Linked DNA regions of Homo sapiens: region 2 is linked to region 1. Evidence: read pairs that join two places in POLR2A ChIA-PET (ENCODE). Cell type or tissue: A673. All regions are shown on one strand. Links, peaks and the distances in the headings refer to the core of each region. The heading gives the core; the rest is flanking DNA.

Region 1 (10,836 bases), core at 1,916-9,915:
ATTCCAAGATACCAGTCATCTCATTAAGATATAAAGACATTTATGCCGGGCGCAGTGGCTCATGCCTGTAATCCCAGCACTTTGGGAGGCCGAGGTGGGCGGATCATGAGGTCAAGAGATTGAAATCATCCTGGCCAATATGGTGAAACCTCATCTCTACTAAAAATACAAATATTAGCTGGGTGTGGTGTTGCATGCCTGTAGTCCCATCTACTCGGGAGGCTGAGGCAGGAGAATCACTTGAACCAGGAGAATTGCTTGAACCTGGGAGGCGGAGGTTGCAGTGAGCCAAGATCGCGCCATCACACTCCAGCCTGGCGATAGAGCGAGACTCTGTCTCAAAAAAAAAGAGATATAAAGACATTTACCACGCTGGGCCGGGCATGGTGGCTCACGCCTGTAATCCCAGCAATTTGGGAGGCCTAGGCGGGCAGATCACGAGGTCAGGAGATCGAGACCATCCTGGCTAACATGGTGAAACCCTGTCTCTACTAAAATACAAAAAAAAAAACATTAGCCAGGCGCGGTGGCGGGCGCCTGTAGTCCCAGCTACTCAGGAGGCTGAGGCAGGAGAATGGTGTGAACCCAGGAGGCAGAGCTTGCAGTGAGCCGAGATCGCACCACTGCACTCCAGCCTGGGCGACAGAGCGAGACTCCATCTCAAAAAAAAAAAAAAAAAAGACATTTACCGCTCTGGAGATCCATGTGTTTTAGGAGCTGTGTGCCAGGATCCAGGGGCAGAGACTAAATATGTATTTCTTATTATATCACAATATCACACATAGGGAGCAAAGTGCTCTACAAGTGTAATTGATTCTTTCTTGGGTGCTTATCAGGTACTAAGTAATAGGTTCCATTGTAGAAGCCAACTTACCAGTGGTCACCTAGGGTTGGACTGGTCACTTGGGAGAGGGATAGTGATAGGCGTACTATAATGCAAAAGCAACCAAGTTGACCATTGTCCTGGCCCAATCTTCATAACCTTAAATTAGTCATTTTCCCTCTCTGGATCCCTGTCAAAATGAATTTGTTTGAGCTCTTAAGACCTCTTTTAGTTCTGTAATTTTTAGGGACTTCTTCTATAACTTTCTGTAGACCTTCCTAGGCAACAATTGTAAACTGTGGCTGTTTGAGTCACCAGCAAAGGAGTTTTCCAGCCAATGCAGCAAGGCATTCTTGCCTTGAAGGATAGTTTGAAAATCACTGTTTTTTGGAGTGGCCATTGTAGCTCCTTTGTAGGTGCATGAGAGTTCCAAGGGACTGTGCCAGCTGGGTGCACTGGCTTATGCCTGTAATCCCAACACTTTGGGAAGGTGAGGTGGGTGGATCGCTTGAGGCCAGAAGTTCGAGGCTATAGTGCGCAATGATAGCACCTGTGAATAGCCACTACCCTCCAGCCTAGGCAACATAACAAGACTCTGCCCCCCAAATAAGCACAAGAAAGAAAACAATGTCACAACTTGCCTGAAGCTACTTAGTAACAAAACCAGACAGAGACACCAGGTCTCCTGACTCTCAGTTTAATGCTCCCAAGATTTTACTTCCCTCTACACAAAGTCTTTTCTTTTTTTCCATAGACTTGGAACGCCAGTTGGAGGAGCAGAAGAAGCAAGGCCAGGATCACAGGCTGAAATCTCAGACAGTTCAAAATGTGGTACTGATGCCTGTGAGCACTCCTAAGCCTCCAAAAAGGCCCCGGCTCCAGCGGCCAGCCTCCACCACTGTCTTGAGCCCTTCTCCTCCTGTCCAGCAGCCTCAGTTCACAGTCATCTCACCCATCACCATCACCCCAGTGGGTCAGTCATTTTCCATGGGCAATATTCCAGTGGCCACCCTCAGCCAGGGCTCCAGTCCTGTGACTGTCCACACACTGCCTTCTGGCCCTCAGCTCTTCCGCTATGCCACAGTGGTCTCCTCTGCCAAGAGCAGCTCACCAGACACAGTGACCATCCACCCTTCATCTAGCTTGGCGCTGCTGAGCTCTACTGCCATGCAGGATGGGAGTACACTGGGCAACATGACCACCATGGTTAGCCCTGTGGAATTGGTGGCCATGGAGTCCGGCCTAACCTCGGCAATTCAGGCTGTTGAAAGCACCTCAGAGGATGGGCAGACCATCATTGAGATTGATCCAGCCCCGGACCCAGAAGCTGAAGATACTGAGGGCAAAGCAGTCATCTTGGAGACAGAGCTGAGGACTGAGGAGAAAGTTGTGGCTGAGATGGAAGAACACCAGCATCAAGTTCACAATGTGGAGATTGTGGTCTTAGAGGATTAACTGGGGATCTCAGGGCCAGGAGTTATGTTTTGATTTGGAATTTTAATTATTTGTTTATTTTTATCATTGTCCCACTCATTTCCACATAGGACCCTTTTTTAAAAAAAAAAAAACAAAATCTTATTGTTGTAACTGAAAATGTTGGGTTCTTCCCACTCCCTCATTGAAAAATGGACAAAACAAGCTGCCCTTCCAGAAGTTGAGAGTAGGTCATTCAATGTCCTAATCATCTTACACCAAGAAAGTAATTTCTTTTAGGGGAAGTGTCAAGATAACAAGTAACCCTGTCCAGAAAGCCATTTCCAGGCTCGTCTGTGTGTGTAGGCATGTGGTTTTATTCTTGTAAAGATGCATTGACCAAACTCTGGAACACAGATCTGACACTGGAAGGCAACCCACTCGCATGTGGATGCTGAAGGGCACTTTATTTTGTATCCTGAAAAGGGCCTACAGAGGCCAGTACAAAACTCTCAAACAAAAGGAAGTTGACTCTGCTTTGAGGGGAAGGTGGCATGCCAGCACTAGCTTAAAAAGGGAAGTGCTAGCCGGGCGTGGTGGCTCACGCCTGCAATCCCAGCACTTTGGGAGGCCGAGGCGGGTGGATCACGAGGTCAGGAGTTTGAGACCAGCCTGGCCAACATGGTGAAACCCCGTATCTACTAAAAATACGAAAAAAAAATTAGCCGGGTGTGGTGGCGGGAGCCTGTAATCCCAGCTATTCAGGAGGCCAAGGCAGGAGAATCGCTTGAACCTGGGAAGGCAGAGGTTGCAGTGAGCCAAGATCGCACCACTGCACTCCAGCCTGGGCAACAAGAGCGAGACTCCATCTCAAAAAAAAAAAAAAAAAAAAGTGCTTTGGCAAGTATGGGGCAGGGAAATCATCTTACTTCCAGAGGTGCAACTGACGCCTCTGGAGATCTCCAAAAGTTAGTACCGTGAGTGCCATTTTGAGAAGAAGGTGGTAATAAGTGGAAGGTACATCTCCACAGAGCAAGTGGCAGCAGTGGCCTGTGGTTTTGCAGAAATGGAAAGCCAAGGCCGGGTGCGGTGGCTCATGCCTGTAATCCCAGCACTTTGGGAGGCCGAGGTGGGTGAATCACCTGAGGTCAGGAGTTTGAGGCCAGCCTGGCCAACATGGTGAAACCCCGTCTCTACTGAAAATACAAAAAAAAAAAATTAGCTGGGCATGGTGGCACGCGCCTGTAATCCCAGCTACTTGGGAGGCTGAGGCAGGAGAATTGCTTGAACCTGGGAGGCGGAGGTTGCAGTGAGCTGAGATCATGCCATTGCACTCTAGCCTGGGCGAGGAGTGAAACTCCGTCTCAAAAAAAAAGAAAGAAATGGAAAGCCAAGGATGCTGCAGCTGTGCTTTGGGGTTCAAGGTAATAGCTTACCTTGTTCCACACTTTGTCAAAGCACTCACCCTCCTAAGCTAGGACCAGTCCATTCATTTGAAACTGTGCAATGTGATGTAAATGGCTCTGGTTCTTAGACTGTGGCTGTCACAGGGATGGGGCTCCAAGGCCATCATTTTCATTGCATGGCTCCAAGAGCAGGGAGTTCCTCAATGAAACCAGCTGCCTTTTTTGGTGGGGCCATTTTTTTGGCTTTGGAACCCAAAGCAGCCACTCATTTGGTGCTTCCTCTTGTTCTGCCCTCCATCCCTCAACTCTTAATGGCATCTGTCTCCTAGAACCCACGCTCTTCAGCTTTTTGGCTGATTTGGAGAACAGTGACAGGTGCCTGCCTGCCTTCGTCCCCTTTTAGATTCATTTATACCACAGATGTTTCTGTGAGATACTGAGATCATAAAAAGCTTTAGGCTTGGCAGAGAGGACTCAACACCCCCAGGCTTTCCTGAGGCACCAACTAGATGTCTCTTGAGTGAGCTGGACTCCCTGGGAAAGAAGCATTGTCTGCAACATTATATTATAGGAAATGTACCAGGAATGTCAATAATAATGCTTTGGGGGGGGGGGTTATTTTGTTTTGTTTTGTTTTTAATGTTGTTTGTATATTTAGAGCTGGGCCATTTTCCGTGCTGCGATTTCTTCTCTTTGACCCTCTTCAGTGTTTGGGGCAAGAGTGGACCCTGGTTTTTATTTCTTTGATTGCATTGTTTACTGCACTAGGAAAAATATAGAGATACAGGGAAACTACAGACAAATTTAAGGAAAAATAGGTCAAAAAAGAAAGCACACACCTTAAGAGTGGGAGGAATATTTTTATTAAAAACAAAACTTGGACCTGTAGTTTTTTTTTTTCTTTTTTATTTTTAAGAAGGCACCTTTCAGAAGCCATGTTTCTTCCAACAGATGTTGGAAACCCCATCGAGCAAGTAAAAGTTGCATTCTCCATCCCTCAGATGGCTGTATGTAGTCAAAGAAACCCTGTAACATGGTAAGGTTGCTGTTTTTTTTTTTTTTTTCTTTTTGAGATGGAGTCTTGCTCTGTAGCCCAGGCTGGAGTGCAATGGTGTGATCTCAGCTCACTGCAACCTCCGCCTCCTTGGTTCAAGTGATTCTCCTGCCTCAGCCTCCTGAGTAGCTGGGATTACAGGCTCCCACCACCACGCCCGGGTAATTTTTGTATTTTTAGTAGAGACGGGGTTTTGCCATGTTGGCCAGGCTGGTCTTGAACTCCTGACCTCAAGCGATCCGCCCGCCTTGGCCTCCCAAAGTGTTGGGATTACAGGCATGAGCCACCGCACCCAGCCTGAAGGTGACTCTTAAGAATGAGATTTATGAACTCCATACAGTTGTAGATTTCAGTTTTTAAATAGTCTGGGGTTTTATTTTTCTTTTCAAAATATCTAATAGACTTAGCAATCAATTTAGAACAAATATTTGGCCCTTAATATATCTTTAGTGAGGGAAGTAGCTTTTATTTCCTGCTTGTTTAGGTTTTCTGTTGGTACATAAAAACAAAATTGCTGTCTCAGACTGAATCTACTTGAATCTAGGAAGGCACATCTCATCCCTATTGTGGTTTTTAGGGACACTTTTCTCTTTCCCAGAGATGAGAGGACCAATTCAGGACAGAAGAGCCCTCGTGAATACCAACGTGCTAGCTCAGGTTCCCTTCTTTCCTCCATCAGAGCTATTGGTAGGGTTTTAAGGTCGTGTGTGCATCATGCTTCCAATGTCAAGAGATTTCCTCAAACAGCCTGTTTACTAGATGAATTTTCCAGCTGGTGAAATACATGAGCTTTGTTGTTTTCCTGGTCTTCCAATAGCCTGTCATTATTGTTAGATATTATGGCACCTGTTGTTGAATGTAGGTTCCCTTACAGCCCTGGTCTAGATGATCCTAGATGGGGTGAGACATATGCAAGCCATTGGTATGTGCATAAGCAGTTGCAATGAACCTTAGGCTGACTTGGTAGTAGGCATTTGTCTTTCTGTTCATGCATTGAATAAACATTTTTAAGAACCATCTATGTGCCAGGCTTTGTGCTAGGCACTGACAGTAGAGAGATGAAGACATAGTCCTTGCACTTAAGGAATTCATACTCCAGATGTCTGGAGTTAAGAAATACATATTTCAGCCAGGCATGGTGGCTCACACCTAGAATCCCAGCACTTTCAGAAGCTGAGGCAGAATTGCTTGAGGCCAAGAGTTTAAGACTAGCCTGGTCAACATAGCCAGACCCCATCTCTATAAAAAAATGTAAAAATTAGTCAAGTCTTGTGGCTCGCACTTGTAGACACAATTACTCAGGATGCTGAGGCAAGAGGATTTTGCTTGGGCCTAGGAGTTCAAGGCTGTAGTGAGCTATGACTTTGCCACTGTACTCTAGCCCAGGTAACAGGGCAACATCCCCAGCTCAGAAAACCAAAACTACACATTTCATTATAATTGTTTTTTTTTGTAATTTTATGTATTTTATGCATTGAAAAACATTATTTAAGAATTGGTTCATAGGTTTCAGCAGACTGCCAAAGGCACAAACAAGCAGCTCTCCTTTACTGAGGTACTGAAACAGATCCTACTGCGTAAGTGCTGTGTGTGATAGGGCTATTGGCTAGGAGCTGAGAGAACAAAGCATGAAGTGCCTAACCCAGCTTAGCGGTGTAGAGGTGGGGTCAGCAAATAAGGGAGATCTTCCTGGAGAAGGCATATACCTAAGCTGATTTAGGAGAGACCACTTTTGGCTAGGTTTATTGTACTACTTGATTTTCAAGTAATTGGGCTTATTTATTCTAGAGAAAAAGTCTTCAGTCTCTTGCTTCTGCCTGCAAAGCAAGGCAGAGTCAGCAACATGGGCAGTCTCCCCACTGGAGAACGCTGAGTCATGCATGGGCTTCTCCAAGTTTCCATCAGATGGGATCCAGTGTTGAATCCAGTGCAGGACTGGAGTCTAGCTGGCAAAGGGTAAATGCCCCCAAAGCCTTCCTGCCATATGGTTTCCACGAAGGCCTGAGAGTCAGCTGTACAACTGTCTTGTCTTGGCCATGTCCCTGTTTGGTCCCTGCCTTGTTCTCTTCCCTTTCTCAATTTCCAAGCTCCACCCACTCCTAAAAACACCAGTCATTCTGAAGTAAAAAATGGACAATAAACATGAATATTCAAGATTCAAAGCCACTTCATATGAAGGTTCTTTTGCACCTCTGTCCTTATTAGGGAAGGAGGACCAATGTTAATCCAAACATCTGGAAAATTAATATTCAGTTCAGGTGGTTCTGACACCCACTAGTGGTAGCATTTTATCCCATTTCATGAAAGGCATTAAAGGTAAGACTATGGTGGAGAGTGTTGATTATAAAGATAGTAAAAGTCAAGCATGAAATGTGGAATTAGTAGTTGAGTTATAGCATCCAGGTTTTAGTACTATCAGAGAGGTGGAAAGGACAAAGGAAAGGTTGAATTCTGAAAATCGGCATGAGGTTGTGATTCACCTTGGGCAGTTTGAGGAACTCGTCCTCTCTGAGACATAATGTCATACACTAGCCTAGCTCCTGCATTTTGAGACAACTTTCCTAGTACAATTGATCACTTCCCTGGAGGTGCAGCACATCCCTTACTCCAGGTTAGTTCCTCCCTGGGAAATCCTCCCTGGGAAATTTTTGTGTAGTCTGAAATGTGCTGCCATAACAACCAAGGTTGTCAAGGACCTCAAGGGTGTGGTGTAGTTAGATTTGGACTGTTGGCCGGGCACGGTGGCTCACGCCTGTAATCTCAGCACTTTGGGAGGCTGAGGTGGGCGGATCACCTGAGGTCAGGAGTTCGAGACCAACCTGACCAACATGGAGAAACCCTGTCTCTACTAAAAATACAAAATCAGCCAGGCATGGTGGCGCATGCCTGTAATCCCAGCTACTTGGGAGGCTGAGGCAGGAGAATCGCTTGAACCCAGGAGGCGGAGGTTGTGATGAGCCGAGATCGTGCCATTGCAGTCCAGCCTGGGCAATAAGAGTGAAACTGTCTCAAAAAAAAAAAAAAGATTTGGACTCTTTGTCCCTAGAATTTCCATTCTTAGGCAGCCCTATTTGAGCCCTTTCCAGGTTTCGTTCCCAAGTCCTGGAACACCTTTCTTAGCCCTGAGTTAGGCAATTTGACTTCCTCTAGAGGGTTCTACTTGCCTCAGACTCCCCTATCCACACTACATCATCCTTCCTCTCTAGCTCTTTTGGGAACCATGATTTAGTCCCCAAATTCTGCCATGTTAGTATTTTTGCCTTCCTGCCATGGCAGTAACTCTTTCAACTCTTGAGATGATCATCTTTCCCAACTAAAGGAATGCCACCCCCAGGGCCCAAACCTGAGCATACATTCCTAGACCGCAGTCTTCACTAACTACAACAGCCTTGCTGACACCGTTAGTCACCTGAATTGAAGCCCTTTTGCAATGTGCTTGCATAGTGGCGTTAGGCAAGTTCCCCCAAGACACACGGACTCTAAAAACCCATCTTCTACACCTGATTGATTACCCCTGGCCCACGGCCCTAGGCTTAGACATATCTTGTTTTCCTGGGTAACTTACTTCAGCCCAGTATGAGTAACAATACATATACAAAATATCAGCCGGACGTGGTGGCGGGTGCCTGTAGTCCCAGCTACTCGGGAGACTGAGGCAGAAGAATGGCGTGAACCCGGGAGGCGGAGCTTGCAGTGAGCCGAGATCACACTACTGCACTCCAGCCTGGGTGACAGAGTGAGACGCTGCCTCAAAAAAAAAAAAAAATTACATAAACACATGGATTTATTTTTCTAGTTTGAGAACAAGAATGAACAATAGGTTTGGATTGCATATAAGGGTAAACATGAGGCTGAGTTAGGACCCAGAGAGAAAGAGCTTCCTCACTGGGCTTTGTAGGAGGTACTCTTAAGAAAAGCACACATAGAATTTACCTGATTTCAAAATTTACTTTTTTTTTTTTTTTGTGAGGCGGAGTCTGACTCCGTCGCCCAGGCTGGAGTGCAGTGGTGTGATCTCGGCTCACTGCAAGCTCCACCTCCCGGGTTCGCTCATGCCATTCTCCTGCCTCAGCCTCCCAAGTAGGCGGGACTACAGGCGCCCACCACTACGCCCGGCTAATTTTGTTTTTGTATTTTTAGTAGAGACGGAGTTTCACTGTGTTAGCCAGGATGGTCTCAATTTCCTGACCTCGTGATCCGTCCGCCTCGGCCTCCCAAAGTGCTGGGATTACAGGTGTGAGCCACCGCGCCCATCCTCAAAGTTTACTTTAAAAAAAAAAAAAAAAGGGGCCGGGCGCAGTGGCTCACGCCTGTAATCCCAGCACTTTGGGAGGCCGAGGCGGGCGGATCACGAGGTCACGAGATCGAGACCATCCTGGTTAATACGGTGAAACCCCGTCTCTACTAAAAATACAAAAAATTAGTCGGGCATGGTAGCGGGCGCCTGTAGTCCCAGCTACTTGGGAGGCTGAGGCAGGAGAAGGGCGTGAACCTGGGAGGCGGAGCTTGCAGTGAGCCGAGATCGCGCCACTGCCCTCTAGCCTGGGCGAGAGCGAGACTCCGTCTCAAAATAAATAAATAAAATAAAATAAAATAAAATATTTAAAAAGTCTCTGATGTTTTCTTTTTCTTTTTTTTTTCCTTTGTGAGACGGAGTCTTGCTCTGTTGCCGAGGCTGGAGTGCAATGGCGTGATCTCTGCTCACTGCAACCTCCACCTCCCGAGTTCAAGTAATTCTTCTGCCTCAGCCTCCCGAGTAGCTGGGAGTACAGACATGCGCCACCACGCCCGGCTAATTTTTTGTATTTTTAGCAGAGACGGGCTTTCGCCATGTTGGCCGGGATGGCCTTGAATTCCTGGCCTCAAGTGATCAGCCCGCCTCGGCCTCCTAAAGTGCTGGGATTACAGGCATGAGTCACCACGCCCGGCCCTCTGGTGTTTTCTTAAATATGTCTATACATTATAAAGCAAACTGGATGCCCACAGCCATGATTCAGCCTGAAGACTGACTTACATTTTTTTTCTTTTTTTTTTGAGACGGTGTTTCGCTCTTGTTGCCCAGGCTGGAGTGCAATGGCGCGATGGCGGCTCACCGCAACCTCCGCCTCCTGGGTTCAAGCCATTCTCCTGCCTCAGCCTCCCAAGTAGCTGGGATTACAGGCATGCGCCACTATGCTCGGCTAATTTTGTATTTTTTACTAGAGACGGGGTTTCTCCATGTTGGTCAGGCTGGAATTGAACTCCCGATCTCAAGTGATCCTCCCACCTTGGCCTCCCAAAGGGCTGGGATTACAGGCGTTGAGCCACCGCTCCCAGCCTGACCTACATTTTTGTTGTGTTTTTATTTTTTATTGAACATGTATACACGAATGAATACAAATCATAATTCTACAACTTGATAAGGCTAGTCAACACCCATGAAACCAGCTTCTAGATCAGAAGAAATAAATTACCAGCACCGCACCTACCACGATAACCACTACCTACCTCTTTAAAACTATAGCTTGCTTTTGCCTCTTTTTGAGCTCTTTGTGACTGGCTTTCTTCTTCACTCAACATTATTGAGATTAATCCATAAAGTTGTTTGAAGTTGTAGTTGGTTCTTTCTCATTGCTACATAGAACATGTGACTTTGGCCGGGCGCGGTGGCTCACGCCTGTAATCCCAGCACTTTGGGAGGCCGAGACGGGCGGATCACGAGGTCAGGAGATCGAGACCATACTGGCTAACACGGCGAAACCCCGTCTCTACTAAAAATACCAAAAATTAGCTGGGCGTGGTGGCGGGCGCCTGTAGTCCTAGCTACTTAGGAGGCTGAGGCAGGAGAATGGAGTGAACCCGGGAGGCGGAGCTTGCAGTGAGCCAAGATCGCGCCACTGCACTCCAGCCTGGGCGACAGAGCGAGACTCCGTCTCAAAAAAAAAAAAAAAAAAAAAAAAAGAACATGTGACTTTGCCACAAATGATCCTTCCTACTAATGGTGGGTAGTTTCCAGTTCGGACTACTATAATAATGCCTCTATGAACGTTCCTGGGGCCGGGTGTGGTGGCTCATGCTTGTAATCCCAGCACTTTGAGAGGCCCAGTTGGTACCATTGCTTGAGGCCAGAAGTTCGAGACCAGCCTGGGCAACACTGTGAA
Region 2 (10,836 bases), core at 1,417-9,416, 84 kb after region 1:
CAGCTCTGGGTCTGGTAGGCAAATGGCCAGGCGTGAGCTCTCTGGAGAGAAGGACAGGACACTTGGGGCCGCTCTCACACTTGCTATGGAAAGAGACAAGGGTGAGGGGAGAGAGAGAGTAGGAGGGAGACAGAGAGATGGGCAACTCTTGCAAGTCTCCCTTGGCGCTGTCTTCATTTTCATGGCAGCTTAAAGTGCGAAATGAATCACGTTTCCAAATGCAGTGGACGAACAAGTCCCGCTTCTCTCCTGTCTCTCTCCCATCCCCTCTTAGTGAGATGGGACCTGCCACTTGGCCACTTCCGCCAGATTGACGGCAAGGATTTATTTATGTATGTTGCAAAATGAAAATAACTTTGCTGGATTTGTTTTTCTGCTTATTGTAAAAGATTTAGACAGATGCACAAAGATATTTTAAAAAGTAAACAAAATCACATGCTGTTCCCTCATTCAGAAATAGCCCCTGATGGCGTCTGGGTGTCAAGCTTTCTCCACTTTGTTTTCTTGTGCATTCGTATGCCGGTCACCCAGAAGTCAGCCGGAGGTTTTAAGATTGAAAGAAGATGGGTTTGAACCCTTCCTTCTGTGCCCAGTGGAAATTCCAATTCCCTCCTCAAAACTTGCTTGTATTTCCAGGGGGCTTACATGGGCCTGGTTATCTCTGAGCCCTACTTCCCAACTCTGCTGAAATTTTAGTCTCTGCTCTGCATCCTTTTGATGGCTGGGGTGTGTAACTCCCAGGGCAGCACAGCCTGGTGTTAACTGAGACCTAGAATTTAGGAACTTTCCTCCATTTCCAGAAAAATATGCATTCATAAGAAGCTGTGTGCGGCTGGGCGTGGTGGCTCATGCCTGTAATCCCAGCACTTTGGGAGGCCGAGGCGGTCAGATCACCTGAGGTCAGGAGTTCGAGACCAGCCTGACCAACATGGAGAAACCCTGTCTCTACTAAAAATACAAAATTAGCCTGGTGTGGTGGTGCATGCCTGTAATCCCAGCTACTCAGGAGGCTGAGGCAGGAGAATGGTTTGAACCTGGGAGGCGGAGGTTGCGGTGAGCCGATATCACACCACTGCACTCCAGCCTGGGCAACAAGAGTGAAACTCCGTCTAAGAAAACAACAACAACAAAAAAAGAAGCTGTGTGCATCTTACACACATTCCTAAGGTATAGAGGGTTGATAGGTGGGGTTATGTCACAGGAGTACTAATGATCTAAAATTGAACTTTTTTTTGAGACGGAGTCTCACTGTGTCGCCTAGGCTGGAGTGCAGTGGTGAGATCTCGGCTAACTGCAGGCTCTGCCTTCTGAGTTCAAATGATTCTGCTGCCTCAGTCTCCTGAGTAGCTGGGATTATAGGTGCACACCACCATGCCTGGCTAATTTTATGTATTTTTAGTAGAGATGGGGTTTCATCATGTTGGCTAGGCTGGTCTTGAACTCCTGACCTCAGGTGATCCACCTGCCTCAGCCTCCCAAAGTGCTCGGACTACAGGCATGAACCACTGCGCCCAGCCTAAAATTGAACATTGATATAGTTGTCCAGGAAGGTCCTTGGGTCCCCTGTCTGGGTGCCTGGCGCCCTGCCCTCCTTACTTTTCTCCCTTCCTTGCCTTGGTGAGGCGAGACCTGCCATCTTGGCCACTTCCACCAGATTGACAGCAAGGATTTATTTATGTATGTTGCAAAATGAAAATAATTTTGCTGGATTTTTTTCCTACTTATTGTAAAAGATTTAGACAGATGCACAAAGGTATTTTAAAAAGTAAACAAAATCACATGTTCCCTCATCCAGAAATAGCCCCTGATGGTGTTTTGGTGTCAAGCTTTCTCCACTTTGCTTTCTTATGCATTTGTATGCCGGTCATACGTCCTTGCATCTCCCACCCTAGATCCTGTTGTTTTTAATGTGATCTCTCTTACTCACTTGTCTCTGAGAGCTAATGCCTTTGGGTTCAGGTTTGTACTTCCTACCTCCAGTGGTTTATCAAAGTGTTATCTTAAAGAGAGACAGTTTCCTCCGTAAGGAACCTGCTGCCATCTGTTAAGACAGCAGTTCTTCCCGACCTGTCAGACACATCCATCTATTTTTTTTTAAACATAAGCGGGCTAATTCTGCATATTCTCTATGACAAACAAAGTGATATTCTTTGCACTATTTTACAAAAGAGGAAACTGACCCTGAAGTCTTGGCCTTTGCCTAAAAGCTGCCCTGTCTAACCCTCCACCTGAATCAGCCTTGAGGTCAGTCCAAGTTGTGCCCTTCAGCACACTTGCAAACATCTCTAATTAGTCTGTTTCATGATGTGTTTCTTATTTATTGCTCCCTCCCTGAACTGGAATGTGAACTTAGCAAGGCCACCGACCTGTCTGCTGTGTGCACTGCTCTGTCTTCAGAACTAAGCACACAGTAGGTCCTATGAGTCAGGGTTCTCCAGAGAAACAGAACCCAAAAGATGTGTGCATATATAAAGATTTTTTTTTTTTAATTGAGAAAGAGTCTTGCTCTTTCACCCAGGCTGGAGTGCAGTGGTGCCATCTTGGCTTGCGGCAAGCTCCGCCTCCTGGGTTCATGCCATCCTCCTGCCTCAGCCTCCCGAGTAGCTGGTACTACAGGTGCCCACCACCACGCCCGGCTAATTTTTTGTATTTTTAGTAGAAACGGGGTTTCACCGTGTTAGCCAGGATGGTCTCGATCTCCCAACCTTGTGATCCACCTGCCTTGGCCTCCCAAAGTGCTGGGATTACAGTCATGAGCCACCACTCCTGGCCTATAAAGATTTATTTTAAGCAATTGGCTTACATGATTATGAAGGCTGGCAAGTCCAAAATCTGTAGGGTGGACCAACAGGCTGGAGGCCCAGGGAAAAGTCAGTGTCCAGTGTGTTAGTTCAGGTCTGAAGGCGGAATTCCTTCTTGCTCAGGGGAAATCAATCTTTTGCACTATTCAGGCCTTCAACGGATTGGATGAGGTCCACCCATATTATGGGAGGCAATCTGCATTACTTAAAGTCCACTGATTTAAACGTTAATCTCAGCTGGGTACAGTGGCTCATGCCTGTAGTACCAGCTGCTTGGGAGGCTGAGGTGGGAGGATTGCTTGAGGCCAGTAGTTCAAGACAAGCCTGGGCAACATAGTGCGCCTCTGTCTTTACAAAAAAATTAAAAATCAGACAGGTGTGGTTGTACACACCTGTAATCCCAGCTACTCAGGAGGCTAAGGTGATAGGATCGCTTGAGCTCAGGAGTTTGAGGCTACAGTGAGCCATGATCACGCCACTGCACTCCAGCCTGGGTGACGAAGCGAGACCCTCTCTCTAAAATAATAATGATAAACTGCTATTTATTTTGTGCATATTTTATGTGCTAGGTGAGGAAAAAAAAATCCTGGAGGATCACCGAGGGTAAAGGATTTGCCAGAGATTCCCACCTTTATATATCACAGAGCTGACCACAGAGCCTGATTTTCAGGCTGCAAACCTGCACTCTCTCCAATCACCAGGGAAGAATGCAGGCTCCTCCTCCCCTCTCCAGATGCCTTGGGGTCTCATTCCTCTGGGCTGTCCGTGGCTCTGTCCTGACCCCTTGGGAAGGGCAGACATTGGGTCAACTGGTTTGCCAGTCTGGCCAAGTCAGGCAAATTTGGTTCCCTGCAGCAGCTGCGGTTGCCATGGCACCTTCCCTGGGCTCCTTTCAGTGTAAACCTGGGGGCAAACTGTTTTGAAGCAAAACAGGGAAAACAGAAAAATTCTCCCACTGATACAGGCAACTAGCAAACAGCCAGCGTCTCCTTGAAATTCCTTTCAGTGCCTCACAGGTGTACCTTAGGGCCATGGAGTCCAATGCTTCCATTTCACAGGTGGGGAAACTGAGTCCCGGGTGCTTAGCATTCACAAAGAGGTTTTGTGCCTTGGCCAGGAGGGTATCTGGAGTCACAGCCTGAACTGCTCTGAGCTTTGAATTCCCCCTCTGTAATCTGAGGATCCGAATACCCGTGCCCTGAAAGTGGTATTTGAAGGATTAAGTGAAATTGTATACGTACAGTGCTTCACAAAGGCCTGGCACTTTGTAAGGACATGCAGTTGTTCAAGGTCATGTCCAGTATGGAGGAAACTATCATAGGATTCAGGAGATGTGGGTTCTGGTGTTGACTCTGCTACTCAATTGCTGTGTGGCTTGCTCAAGTCCCTTCATCACTCTGAATTTCAGCATCTTTTTCTGTAAACTGAAGGAGGGTGGGACTAGATGATGCCTAAATTTTATGTATTAATTTTTTTTTTTGAGACGGAGTCTCGCTCTGTCACTCAGGCTGGAGTGCAGTGGCACAATCTTGGCTCACTGCAACCTCTGCCTTCAGGGTTCAAGTGATTCTCCTGCCTCAGCCTCCCAAGTAGCTGGGACTACAGGTGTGTGCCACCACGCCTGGCTAGTGTTTTTTTTTTTTTTTTTTTTTTTTTGTATTTTTAGTAGAGAGAGGGTTTCACCATGTTGGCCAGGCTGGTCTCGAACCCCTGACCTCAAGCGATCCACTCGCCTTGGCCTCCCAAAGTGCTGGGATTACAGGCGTGAGTCACCGAATCTGGCCAATGTCTAAGTTTTCTTTCTGGTTCTACAAATCTACGTTTCTGGTGATAAAAGACTAATCCCAGGGCTCCTAAATCTGTGTTTGTTCCACCACACCACCCTGATTCATTGCCAGATGGGTTCAGGGATCCAACCAGGAGGCCGGTGCCCTGAGCCTGAGGGCTCTTTGCAGGGGGCAGCAGAGATGACTCTGAGGGCTGGAGTACTGGCACTCAGTCTGGCTCCCTGGTGACTGCCTCTGGTTCAGGGCCCTGGCCATGCTCTGTGGAGAGAAGCTGGGGGAGACTAGATGGGAGGGGGGAGTGAGGAAGAATACTTTGGATCTGACAAGGTTAACTGAAAGCAATTTTCAATACCTTCAGCATCAGAGTATGCAAATGAGGCCTGGGCTGATTTGATGCTCTAGACAGTAATTGCTGAGGCAAGAGGAGGAGGAGCGAGGAGAGCAGGTGGGTCTTAGGATTCCAGTGGAGGGAATGGGAAGTCCAACCTGGTGGGGAAGGGTTAGGATAGGGCAGGAAGCTGAAGGGGGCAAGCAGAGAAGAAAAACCAGAGAAAGGGAAGGGAAGAACTGATTTTTGCCTGAGGAAGATGACAGCTTGATAGAAAAACCAGGAGCCAGGCCGAGTTTTTCAAAGAATGTTTACTTCCACCATCATGGTGTTTGCTCACTGCCCTCAGGAGGTGAGCAGGGGAGGAACTATGGGCCATTCTCAGAGGAAAAGTCTGAAGGCCCTTCGCCCCGCTGGGTCACACTTGATGGCCAGGGGATCAAGGGATGCTGGGGCCCCATGCCTTCTGCCTGTAACACTGCGGCCTCTATTCATGAGGCTCTAGTTGGCACTGGGCTGGGGACTGTGAGCCTGTCCTATGGTCCTCCCAGCCACTGTGCCATCCCTGCTGCTGCTCATCCTTCAAGTCCCTTCTAATCCCTCCCCTCATCAACCTCCACTTGCAAACAAACAAGCAAACAAATCCTGCAATTGGACACATGGGAATGAACTGCAGGCAGGATCCAGCGCACTGTGCCGTCCATGGACCCAACACTGGCTAAATCCCAGGGATGGATTGGTCTAAAACTGAGACCACTTTGCCCCACAAGATCAAGAGAGGAGGGCTGATCTAAACATAGTTGTGGTTATTGTTAGTACAGCTAAGACAAGAACTGATTGAATGTTTCCTGTGTGCCAGGCTCTATACTTGCATTACCTTATTTATCTCTTTCATAATCCTATAAAATATATATGATGATGACAGTGCCCAGGCTGGTGTGCAATGGTGCTATCATAGCTCACTGCAGTCTCAAACTCATGGCCTCAAGCTATCCTCCCACCTCAGCCTCTGGTGTAAGTGGGACTACAGGTGCACACCACCATGCCTGGCTATTTTTTTTTTTTTTTTTTGTAGAGATGGGGTCTTGATATGTTAGCAAGGCTGGTCTCAAACTCTTAGCTTCAAGCAATTCTCCTGCCTCAGTTTCCCAAAGTGCTGGGATTACAGATGTGAGTGATATTATTATTGCCTCTTAACAGATGATGAATCGGAGGCTTGGAAAAATGGAAATAATTATCCAAAGTCACTTCACTTGCATGTGGCCCACCCAATGTTTAAACCCAGAGTCTGTATGTTTAATCACAGAATTCCAGCTCCCAGTGTCCAAACGAAGATGTATTCATGCCAATCCACCAGGCCCACTTATTCCTGTGACATTCTTCTTGGAATGCTCGTGCAAGAAGAATGCACACTAGTGCATCCTTTAGGAATGCTTTTAGCTGCAAGGAACCAAAAACATGACTAGGAGTGGCTTAAACAAAAGGTCTTTTTTTTTTTGAGACAGAGTCTCACCCTGTCACCCAGGCTAGAGTGCAGTGGCGTGGTCTTGGCTCACTGCAACCTCTGCCTCCCGGGTTCAAGTGATTATCCTGCCTCAGCCTCCCAAGTAGCTGGGACTACAGGTGCGCACCACCGCACCCAGCTAATTTTTGTATTGTTAGTAGATATGGGGTTTCACCATGTTGGCCAGGCTGGTCTTGAACTCCTGAGCTCAGGTGATCCACCTGCCTCAGCCTCCCAAAATGGTGGGATTTCAGGTGTGAGCCACTGCACCTGGCCTAAACAAAAGGTCTTGAAGCAGGCAGTCCAGAGGTGGTGTACCTGGAGTTCAACAACGTCACCAAAGAGCCAGGCTTATTCTGTCTTTCCATTCTCACAACGTCACTGTATTGGCTTTTCATCCTCACGTGTACTGCTTCATGATTGCAGGGTGGCTGCTGCAGCTCCAGGCATCATATCAACCTCCCAAGGGGCAGGGGCAAACAGTTTTCTCCTGATGGAGCTTTGATTTTTATCCTGGAAAAAAGTTTGTTAGCAGATTTCTCTTAATGCCTTATTGGCCACATATCTACTCCTAGACCAGTCAGTGCTGTAGAAAGTATATATTATGATGGCTCCTGCTTAACTCATCACTCCAAAATCTAGTGGCTGGAAACAACCCCCATTTATTGTTGCCATAAGTCTATGGGTAACCAGGTGGTCCTGGCTGATCTTGGCTGGGCTTACGTGTGTGTCTGTGGCCAGCTGTTGAGTCGGCTGGGGATTGGCTAGTCTAGGATGGCCTTACTTACTCAAGTGTCTGGTGTTGGCTGGCTCTAACTGGGGTCCTGGGTTGACTGGGTTCATCCTCCAGCAGGCTAGCCCAGGCTTGTTCCCATGGCAGCAGTAGGGTTCTAAGACTGGGTGGAAGAATGCAAGGCCCCCTGGGGCACAGGCTCTGAACTGGCACTCTCATTTCCATCCCATTCTTTTGGACAAAGCAAGTCACAGGCTGGCTCGGGTCCAAGGGGTGGGAAAATAGACTCAACCACTTGTATGGGAGGGGCTGCAAAGTCACATTGCAAAGGGCATAGAGAGGAATGAAGAATTGTGACCACTTTGCAATTTACCACAGGTTACCATAATGTATTTAGACCAATTCATTCCTTGAGGCAGAGAAGGGGCTCCCTTTCCCCAAATCAAGGGAAAACCCTTATCCCCTGATGGGGTGGGGGGATACAGTTGCAGGGAATGAAGAGGGAACACTGCTGTTGGGCAGACAGCTAAAAGTGTCTGGACAGGGCGCCAATACCAGATACAAGGAAATGGAGGGAGATTTTGCATGTTCAGTTCCTACAAGTCATCATCCTTCTTCTGAAAAGCATAATTTCCATCTGTCTTGTTGATGCCTGTTCTAGGCCTCATGATGATTCCTCTAACAGGTGTAGGCATTTCCTCCGTGACACTCAGATGCAAAAACAAACTTTTAAAAAGTCAAACGAGCTCTGTCTCTGCCCCATCCACTAGGGTGGTGGGAAAATCCATCCTCAGTCACTGGGAAGGAGGGGTCCCTTGAGGTTTTCACCATCCAGGAAACATGGGGTAGAGGCCTCTGTCATTTGTTTCATCAAAATAATCTCTGAAGAGCTTTTGTTCAAGCCTCAGGGTCCATTCAAAAGAGGGGAGACAGTCTGTGTGCCCTTGACCTTGAACTTGCTGCAGAACTTCTCTCAGGCTCTTACCACCCACCAAAGTCTTCACTCAAAGAACCCACTACTTCTCTATCCTCCCCTTCTCACAGAATCCAGCTCTCTGTCCTGCCCGGGACCACCCTCCCTGTATTAGTCGGTTTTCATGCTGCTGATAAAGACATACCTAAGGCCGCGCACGGTGACTCACGCCTATAATCCCAGCACTTTGGGAGGCTGAGGCCGGCGGATCACGAGGTCAGGAGATGGAGACCATCCTGGCTAACACGGTGAAACCTCGTCTCTACTAAAAATACAAACAGGATTCAATTATCTCCCACTGGGTCCCTCCCACAACATGTAAGAATTATGGGAGCTACAATTCAAGATGAGGTTTGGGTGGGGACACAGCCAAACTATCACTTCCTCTTCAACTTCTTTCCCTCCTCCTCCTGGCAGACCTAGGCCTCCCCAGCAATGCCTGGATAGGATGGTCTTCAAGGGACTCAGGACTTGACTGTACTTCCAGGAGAGAGACGTGCCCCAAGGGAACAGACAGTATGTGATGGAAACTCATCTGGGGAAGCAGGGAAGGAAGTGGCATCTCAGCTGCAAAGTGATGGAGGTGTTGTAGTGGGTTAGATGACAGAGGGCCGGGGGGGGGGGGGGTGCAGCAGAGCATTCCAAACAGAGCAACCATCATCACAGCAATAGCTAACACTTACTGAACAATGCCTATACACCAGGTGCCATAAAGTAGGTACTTTTGTTGTCTCCAGTTTATGAAACTTACGGAACTTACATAACTCACCCAGTCATGCAACTAGTTAAGTAGATGAGCTGGGATTTCAAATCCAACCAGTCTGATGCTCAAACCTTTTTCTTAACCATTCAGATAAAACTGGAGGTGAGAGAAGCAAGTTGTTTGGAGAACCTCAAGGAGTTTATTTTTGTTGGAACCCTGCATGTAAAGATAAAGATGTAAGGTGGTACAAGGGGCTGGTGAGGTAGAGAGAGGTGGAGGTGTGAAGCACCCTGGAGCCATGTTACTGCTTGAAGGCAGCAAGCCTGGGTGCAGGGAGGTCATTTCAGAGGCTATTTCAGTAGTTGAGCAAGAAATGGTGCCTATAACTCCAGCACTTTGGGAGGCCAAGGTGGGCGGATCACCCGGGGTCAGGAGTTCGAGACCAGCCTGGCCAACATAGTGAAACCCTGTGTCTACCAAAAATACAAAAATTAGCAGGGCATGGTAGCACGTCCCTGTAGTCCCAGCTACTCGGGGTGCTGAGGTAGGAGAATTGCTTGAAATCGGGAGGCAGAGGTTGCAGTGAGCTGAGATCACACCACGGCACTCCAGCCTGGGCAACAGAACGAGACTCCATCTCAAGAAAAAAAAAAAAAAGAAGAAATGGTGGTTTGTCAGACTAGGAGGACATTGGTAATAAGAATAAGGAACAATGGCGGGATTCAGGGATTATAAAGGAAGGATGGACAGGACCTGGTGATTGCTTAGAAGTGGTGGAAAGAGACAGAGAGGAGTCAAGAATGATTCTCAGGTTTCTAGCTTGAGCAACTACATGGATAGTGCCAATCCTATTTCTTTCGCCAATTTGCCGTGTATCAGGCTCTCTAGATGTCTGTCTTCCTAGCTAGCAAATGAAGATAATGAAGCCTAACTTCCCCGTGTATCAGGCTGGTGTCAAGATGAAGTCATCAATCTGGAAGTGCTTTGTTTGTTTGTTTGTTTATTTTTATTTTGAGGTGGAGTCTTGCTCTGTCGCCCAGGCTGGAGTGCAATGGCGCGATCTCGGCTTGCTGCAACCTCCGCCTCCCAGGTTCTAGTGATTCTCCTGCCTCAGCCTCCTGAGTAGCTGGGATTACAGGCGCCCACCACCAAACCTGGCTAAGTTTTGTATTTTTAGTAGAGATGGGGTTTCACCATGTTGACCAGGCTGGTCTTGAACTCTTGACCTCAAGTGATCCATGCGCCTCGGCCTCCCAAAGTGCTGGGATGACAGGCGTGAGCCACTGCTCCCGGCCTGGAAGTACTTTGGAAAGTCAAAAGTCCTTTGCATTATTTTATAGTTATTTTTACTATCCTCCCCCTCCTGGAGCTTGCTGATGGAGCCAGACTGAGAGGCAACCCAGGGGAGCTGCCTGCTCACTGGGAGGCAGCCGCTGTATCTTCCATCAGGCAGCTCTGTCTCTTTGGCAGGTGGGAGCCACATTCCCACATACTAAATTGTTAATAGCTTCCCCAGGGAGTTCCTTTCTGCTCTGACTCCTTCAGTGATTTCTGTTTCTCTCCTGCTGACGCCTTCTGATGCCCTGGGTTAGCCCAGGATTTCCCATCCATTTTTCTCTTCATTTCTCCCACCTTGAGGTCAGGATATGAACAAGCTCCAAATACAGCTCAAACTCCTCTGTGACCCAGGTGTGAAGGACTGTGTCTACCCTGGTTCCCCCCAACAGTGGGGATGAACTCAAGAATCTCCCAAGTGGCCGGGCACAGTGGCTCACACCTGTAATCCCAGCACTTTGGGAGGCCAAGGCGGGCGGATCACCTGAGGTCAGGAGTTCGAGACCAGCCTGACCACATGAAGAAACCCCATCCCTACTAAAAATACAAAATTAGCCAGGTGTGGTGGCACATGCCTGTGATCCCAGCTACTCGGGAGGCTGAGGCAGGAGAATCGCTTGAACCCGGGAGGCGGAGGTTGCAGTGAGCCGAGATTGTGCCATTGCACTCCAG

What was found. Peaks named below come from ENCODE experiments on the same cell type or tissue, not always from the same donor. Only the 100,000 strongest peaks of a DNase experiment are listed, where the experiment ranks them.
Region 2: POLR2A ChIA-PET joins it to region 1 with 12 read pairs; 2 of 35 experiments call an interaction of 5 or more read pairs at or near these places.

The regions. Positions count from the first base shown.
Region 1 is chr1:28,712,496-28,723,331 of GRCh38, forward strand. GMEB1 (glucocorticoid modulatory element binding protein 1) reads left to right here. Exons shown (of 10, transcript NM_001319674.2): 10 at 1,578-6,858. The coding sequence ends at 2,278. Among named protein-coding and RNA genes, the nearest start is that of YTHDF2, 19 kb to the right of the region's middle. In A673, for the core only: a CTCF peak has its summit at 6,952; no DNase peak of the experiment used is centred there; H3K27ac peaks cover 493 bases.
Region 2 is chr1:28,796,956-28,807,791 of GRCh38, forward strand. No RefSeq gene overlaps it. Among named protein-coding and RNA genes, the nearest start is that of OPRD1, 9.8 kb to the right of the region's middle. RefSeq lists an enhancer at 10,093-10,600. In A673, for the core only: no CTCF peak of the experiment used is centred there; no DNase peak of the experiment used is centred there.